2 separate regions of the Homo sapiens genome follow, and region 1 is linked to region 2. A link is a contact called in ENCODE Hi-C or POLR2A ChIA-PET data. All regions are on one chromosome and are shown on one strand. Each heading gives the region's core, a stretch centred on a gene start or an enhancer-like site at or near the end of the contact. The rest is flanking DNA. Distances are from core to core; before and after follow the strand shown. Region 1 overlaps PPP3CA (protein phosphatase 3 catalytic subunit alpha). Region 2 overlaps PPP3CA (protein phosphatase 3 catalytic subunit alpha).

What was found. A loop is a pair of places that touch in the nucleus more often than their neighbours do. ChIA-PET counts read pairs that join two places held with the same protein, here RNA polymerase II (POLR2A). Pooled maps may share reads with other maps.
Region 1: a loop to region 2 is called in a pooled map, with 7 times the contacts of the local background. The contact joins two enhancer-like sites. A Hi-C loop is called at or near these places in 1 of 37 single-sample maps with no recorded cell type and 6 of 50 pooled maps. POLR2A ChIA-PET finds 5 or more read pairs at or near these places in 2 of 52 experiments (H1 and naive thymus-derived CD8-positive, alpha-beta T cell).

Annotation. Positions count from the first base shown.
Region 1 is chr4:101,204,530-101,207,425 of GRCh38, reverse strand. All of the region lies in intron 1 of PPP3CA (protein phosphatase 3 catalytic subunit alpha), which reads left to right. Among named protein-coding and RNA genes, the nearest start is that of MIR8066, 35 kb to the left of the region's middle. Within about 2 kb of position 1,310, at least 2 of the 41 ENCODE cell types and tissues checked have a DNase peak (open chromatin) inside an H3K27ac peak, as active enhancers do.
Region 2 is chr4:101,154,016-101,156,907 of GRCh38, reverse strand. All of the region lies in intron 2 of PPP3CA (protein phosphatase 3 catalytic subunit alpha), which reads left to right. Among named protein-coding and RNA genes, the nearest start is that of MIR8066, 85 kb to the left of the region's middle. RefSeq lists an enhancer at 1,154-1,655. Within about 2 kb of position 1,392, at least 3 of the 41 ENCODE cell types and tissues checked have a DNase peak (open chromatin) inside an H3K27ac peak, as active enhancers do.

The DNA.
Region 1 (2,896 bases), core at 61-2,560, 51 kb before region 2:
GGAGGCCTTTGTCCCCCTGAACTACTTCTGACTCTTGAGTTGCTGAGAAAGTGTTAGTCTATTAAGTCTTGGATATTGCAAGTTTAGCAATTAAAAATGTCTTTTTAATTGAATCATACTTCAATAAATGTATATTAATAGCATTCTTATAAACTAGGAAAATGTTCCTTTAAAGGAAATATTTGAACTGCTTTCTGAAATCCCATGTGATAGTGTTTTAGGATGTTAGCAGTGGGGCACTGTTGTACTGATGTAACATTATTTTTATTGTTACAGGGATAATTTTGCATCATAAATAACAACAGATTTATTTGTGACCCTGCATTCACATATGCGATGAAAATCATTTAGTTTTTCAAAATGTTTGCAATTTTTTTTTCTTGTCCCTTTTCAGTTTTCTATCTGTTGCTCACTTTTGATCACATCTGTCTGTCTACTCTTTGATATGGGCCGCCAGCTTCCCCCACACCATGTGGCATCCATGGTACCTTTATTCTAATGGCTACTTAAAAGACATTTACATTTACTAACTGAAGGTTTCAGTGTTCTGTTGTTTTGGCTATTGACTATCATTTTTATAATTATATACTTTTAGATCTGAACAAGGCATTTTTATTTTCTATTCTGTCTTCTTAGACTGCTTCTAGTACCACAGAAGTATTAAATAAATTGTGAGTGAGATGGGGAAAAGACAATCCTTTCTTACATTGACTCAAAAACACATATCAAATGCCAGAGTACTGGACTAGACACTCAATGGGACTTGATTGTTAATCCTTGTACTTAATTATTCTGTTTTTTGAGTAGTGATCATTGATTGACTCATTGGTTGGAGTGAGATTTGATGTTACCTGTAAATTTGCAACTGGCATTATAATTCCAGCAATCTCTTTCCTTAATTACTTGAAAGTTTCTTTTATGCACAAAATTTACCTTACGTATGGATGCAAATTATCTCCCAAGAGTGGTTCTTTTTTGAGGAAAGGAATGCAGTTTGTTGTAGCTTTATTATAAAATTGTTCATTTTCCATTTGCTGGATTAAAAAATGCATGTTTGATTTTTAAACCAAAATTGACAAGTTCACTTTAAAGATAAATGAAACAATTGAAAATGAAATTTGAGAGAATATTATTGTAGGTGGTAGTCATTAAGACATTCCAATTTTTAAATAGATGTGTGAAGATTATGATTTGGGGAGTGAACATTAGAGGTGCAGAGAATTGGAACTTCCTGCATGATTCTGTGTTATTCAGATGAGTAAGTGGTTCTTAGAAATGGTGAACCGCAGACTGTGGATGAGAACAGATCTGGTCATCAGAAGGAAGCAAACAGTGTAAGCATTACTGAAACGTGGAAAGACCCAGAGGGCCTGATGTTTTGCTGCAGCCTGCTCTAGAGCCTACCCGAGTAGGGCATATTGAGCCAGAGCAGGTGGGAATTATATGCAAACCTGGGAATTTAGCTCCTGCCCTTGGCTCTCTGGAGGGTGACTGTCAGGCAAAATATTTCAATCTTTGCTTCACTGTGGTCACAGATACAAGATGCTGTATGCTGGATTTATTATTTTTTAATGGATCACCTTTTACATGCAAAAATGGTTAACATTCTTAAATTGTCACTTAAGACTTACATTATTTGGTATCATTTGGGACATATGTTTGCCATTTTATTAAGACCCTTTGAAAGAAGAGAAAGTCAATTCATTAAATAAAATGATTTTGATGCCTATAGGTGTTTTAACCACAGAGGATGGGGATGGTAGGTGGGCATGTGGGCATGGAAAATGTGTTGGCCCATAGAGTTGAATGAAGAAGGTAAAAGGAACAAGTTATGTGTGGGAATAGATTTTTTTTTTCCTATCAACTTACCAGTTTAGGATTGAGGACTAAGAAGGCAAGTACTATGTTTTGTAAGGTTTATTAATACAAAGGTTTCTAAAATTTATAGTGATTAAAGAACTTCTGTCGAGTAGTTCAACTCAATAGCTAAAGTCCTTCCTTATATTTCATGTCTTACTTAGGCTGTTGAGTTGAGGATTTCTGAGTGGTAAAATGTACCTGGATTCATGTACCCCAGAGCTTAATTATAAATAAATAAATAAATTTTTAAAAATGTACCTGGATTAAATAAAGTTTCAGAATCCCTGGGTACTCCTCATTTCTAAGGAATAATTATCATGTTTAAAGGGACTGGCTCACTTGAGAAATAAATTCGTCTAGTCTTAAAGTATCTATTCTTGTTTGTTTCTTGATTTTCTTATTCTCCTATGGCATTTTTCTCTGGAGAAGAGAGTAAATGTTCAAGGCCAAAAAATAAATGTATAAATAAAAAGCCTCTCTCTTTAAATTCATCCCAGTGAGGAGGATTTCATGCATTTCTTTAGTTTGCTATTCTGGGGATTAGTGTAAATATCATTTGCTGAAAATATTGTTGTAATAATTTCATCTAGTATGGAGATCCAAGATAGTTGGGGTACCTCATGGTGTACCTGAATATATATATATTTTTGAAGAAATTTAAAAAACATTGTAGAGTAGACTTGTATAAAACAACAATTCTTCAATTATATATTTAAATTTTTTAAGTATTTGACTTAAACATATAAATTAAGACATTTAATATTTATAATTCTAAGTTTAATCTAAACATTCAGTAGCATATATTTCAAAATCAGTAAATATAATTTTGCTTTTATCATGCCCATGTATGCAATAATTTGTGATTGGCATTGTCCATGTGTCAATCACTGGACTTGTGTGTATAACTTTTTTTTTTTTTTTTTTTTTTTTGAGATGGAGTCCTGCTCTGTCGCCCAAGCTGGAGTGCAGTAGTGCCATCTGGGCTCACTACATGCTCCGCTTCCCAGGTTTGCGCCATTCTCCTGCCTCAGCCTCC
Region 2 (2,892 bases), core at 143-2,642:
ATTTTGCTAAAATAACGTTTTGCACTCCTCATTTCCTGTTTAAAAACATGTAGTGACTCACCATCAGTTTTAGAAATCGATTTAAAGGACTTCATGAAACTGGTTTCAGGCCACCCACAGTTTGGCCCATACCTATCTCCTGTTCTCCTTCATAAACCTTTCAAATCTAGCCAAATTGCTTTGTTCTTTGTCCCTGGAGTATGGCTTTCTCTTTCTTTCTTTCTTTCTTTTTTTTTTGAGACACAGTTTCGCTCTTGTTGCCCAGGCTGGAGTGCAATGGCACGATCACAACCTCCACCTCCTGGGTTCAAGCGATTCTCCTGCCTCAGTCTCCCGAGTAGCTGGGATTACAAGCATGTGTCACCACACCCAGCTAATTTTGTATTTTTAGTAGAGACGGGGTTTCTCCATGTTGGTCAGGCTGGTCTCGAACTCCCGACTTCAGGTGATCTGCCGGCCTCAGCCTCCCAAAGTGCTGGGATTACAGGCGGGAGCCACTTTGCCTGGCCTGGAATATGCCTTTTTCTATTGCTGTGCTTTATTCTGATTTTTGTTTTAGAATAGCTTTCAAATCTTATTCTGTTTCTTTAATCTCTCTTGTGTCTCTCTTTATGCCTTCTGGGCTTCACATGGGGACTGGTGTGGTTGTAAAGGCCCCCTGAGTTGAGATGTGGAAGCACCCTCTGTTACAGAGTGAGGGATTGACTCACTGAAAAGAACTATTCAAGTCATTCCTGAATTGCTTACCTTTGGTACTTCTTGATTTAGTAAAGTAGATTTCCTGTTTTCATATGAAAAGCATAATTGAATCATAGAGCAGGTACTAGGAATCAGACTGTCTGGGTGTGAAACCCCACTCTGACTTTTACTAGCTCTTGACCATAGGCATAGTTTCCGTATCTCTAAATGCATGTAAGGGTCCCTGTCTACCTTGTAGGGTGGTTGTGAGGATAAAAACAATACACAGCACATGATAAGAGCTCAATGAATATTAGCTGCTGCCTTTGTTATTCGTATTCATATTATTGTAGATATTTTCTGATGAATTTGATACTCGTTCACCATTTACTTCAACACATTTCGAGTTAAAAGATATTTCCTGCTTTGAGAATAAAATTATTTCAAGTTAAAATAAAAATTAATCTAATATACCCTTAAGTAGTAATGAGGCATGTAGTTAGTGCACTGAAGTAGTTATGTGCTTCCCAAAGTGGGAACTTAAAACAAAAAGGAATCTTTTAAGCTTAACAATTCCTTATGTTAGTCATATAATTATCCCTTTTCTCAGAAGCCTGGGGCCAAATGGATCTGTTCCTAGGAGAAAGGAACTGTCTCTCCTGGCTTAACAAAGATTCAGTTTAAAGGCTAGCTACCCTCTGAGTCATACTGCTTTCTGATCTTGGAGTGCTTGCCTCTGTCCCATGAGAAAGAAAGGTGGATGAACAGCACTTGCAGGAAGGAACTTTCATCTTTCTTGAAGCCAATCCAAGGCCTCAGATGCAGAAAGAATGCCTACCTTACCTCTTCAGGGGAAAAGGGGTTTGATAAAGGTGCTCTACATAATGCGAATCTGTTTTCATTAATTCATGCATTCATCTACTCTTTTATTATGCATTCAATTCCTCAACCATTTATTGAGTATATACCTGGTGTCAAGCACTGTGCTAGCTACTGGACACGTCAAAAGGAAAGAATGAGATTTTGTCCTCTGCCTTGAGATTAAGGTAGTTTTTTTGTTTGTTTGTATGTTTTAACATACCAAGTCCAGTGAAATCTTAAAATATTTTTTATATGGCTGGGCGCGTTGGCTCACGCCCGTAATCCCAGCACTTTGGGAGGCCGAGGCGGGCAGATCATGAGGTCAAGAAATTGAGAACATCCTGGCCAACATGGTGAAACCCCGTCTCTACTAAAAATACAAAAATTAGCTGGGTGTGGTGGCAGGCACCTGTAGTCCCAGCTACTCTGAAGGCTGAGGTAGGAGAATCGCTTGAACCCAGGAGGTGGAGGTTGCAGTGAGCCGAGATTGCACCACTGCACTCCAGCTTGGGTGACAGAGTGAGACTCCATCACAAAAAAAAAAAAAAAAAAAAAAAAAATTCTGGGAGTGAATGTGTTCTGAAGCAGATTTACATTTGCTAAATTCCATGCCAGGCAGAACAAATGTAATTCAGTGCATATTTGAAATTCATAAAATGGAAGTACTTGAGTAGTTGGAGAACCTGTTATTGAGGTGAAGAAACTCAATCATAATTAGAGTCATAATGATTACACTGGGTAGAGTCTAAGCAGCAATTTCTAAAATCCAGTGACTCTCTATTATCTCTGTGACAAAATGTTGGAATTTAAATATTACTTCTGGAAGGCCAGGTAATTTTTAGATGTGTTGGAACACTTTTATTGCCCCATAGCATAGCTTTAGATTTTTTTCTTTATCCCACCCTTTCCACCAATCTGGGAAAAGAACCATTTCCAAATTCTTGTACAGAGTAAATCACGTGCTCTTTAATTGTTGGAACTAATTTTAAATTTTGATACTGTTTATAAATTTACTAGTCAGAATTCTGTTACTTGATATGTTACTTTGGGTTTGAAAATGTTTCTCTTTTTTATTCACTGGTAGAATACCTGACTTTTGGGAGAACAGCAAATATTTCATGGTGGTAAACTTGTTTTAATTAGCTAACAGGACCATTCACAGTTTTTGAAGCATTCTGGCCAAGAAGTAATTTAGAGTGGAGGATAGAACTATTTTCTTCTTGAAAACAAGAAGGCAGGCAAGCAGTGTTCATAAGGATGACATATACAAGCAAATGTGGTACTTCATAAAAAACTGAGTTGGTTCTATTGTTAAGTAGCATATTTACTCCTTTTGACTTGGAAATTTTTTTC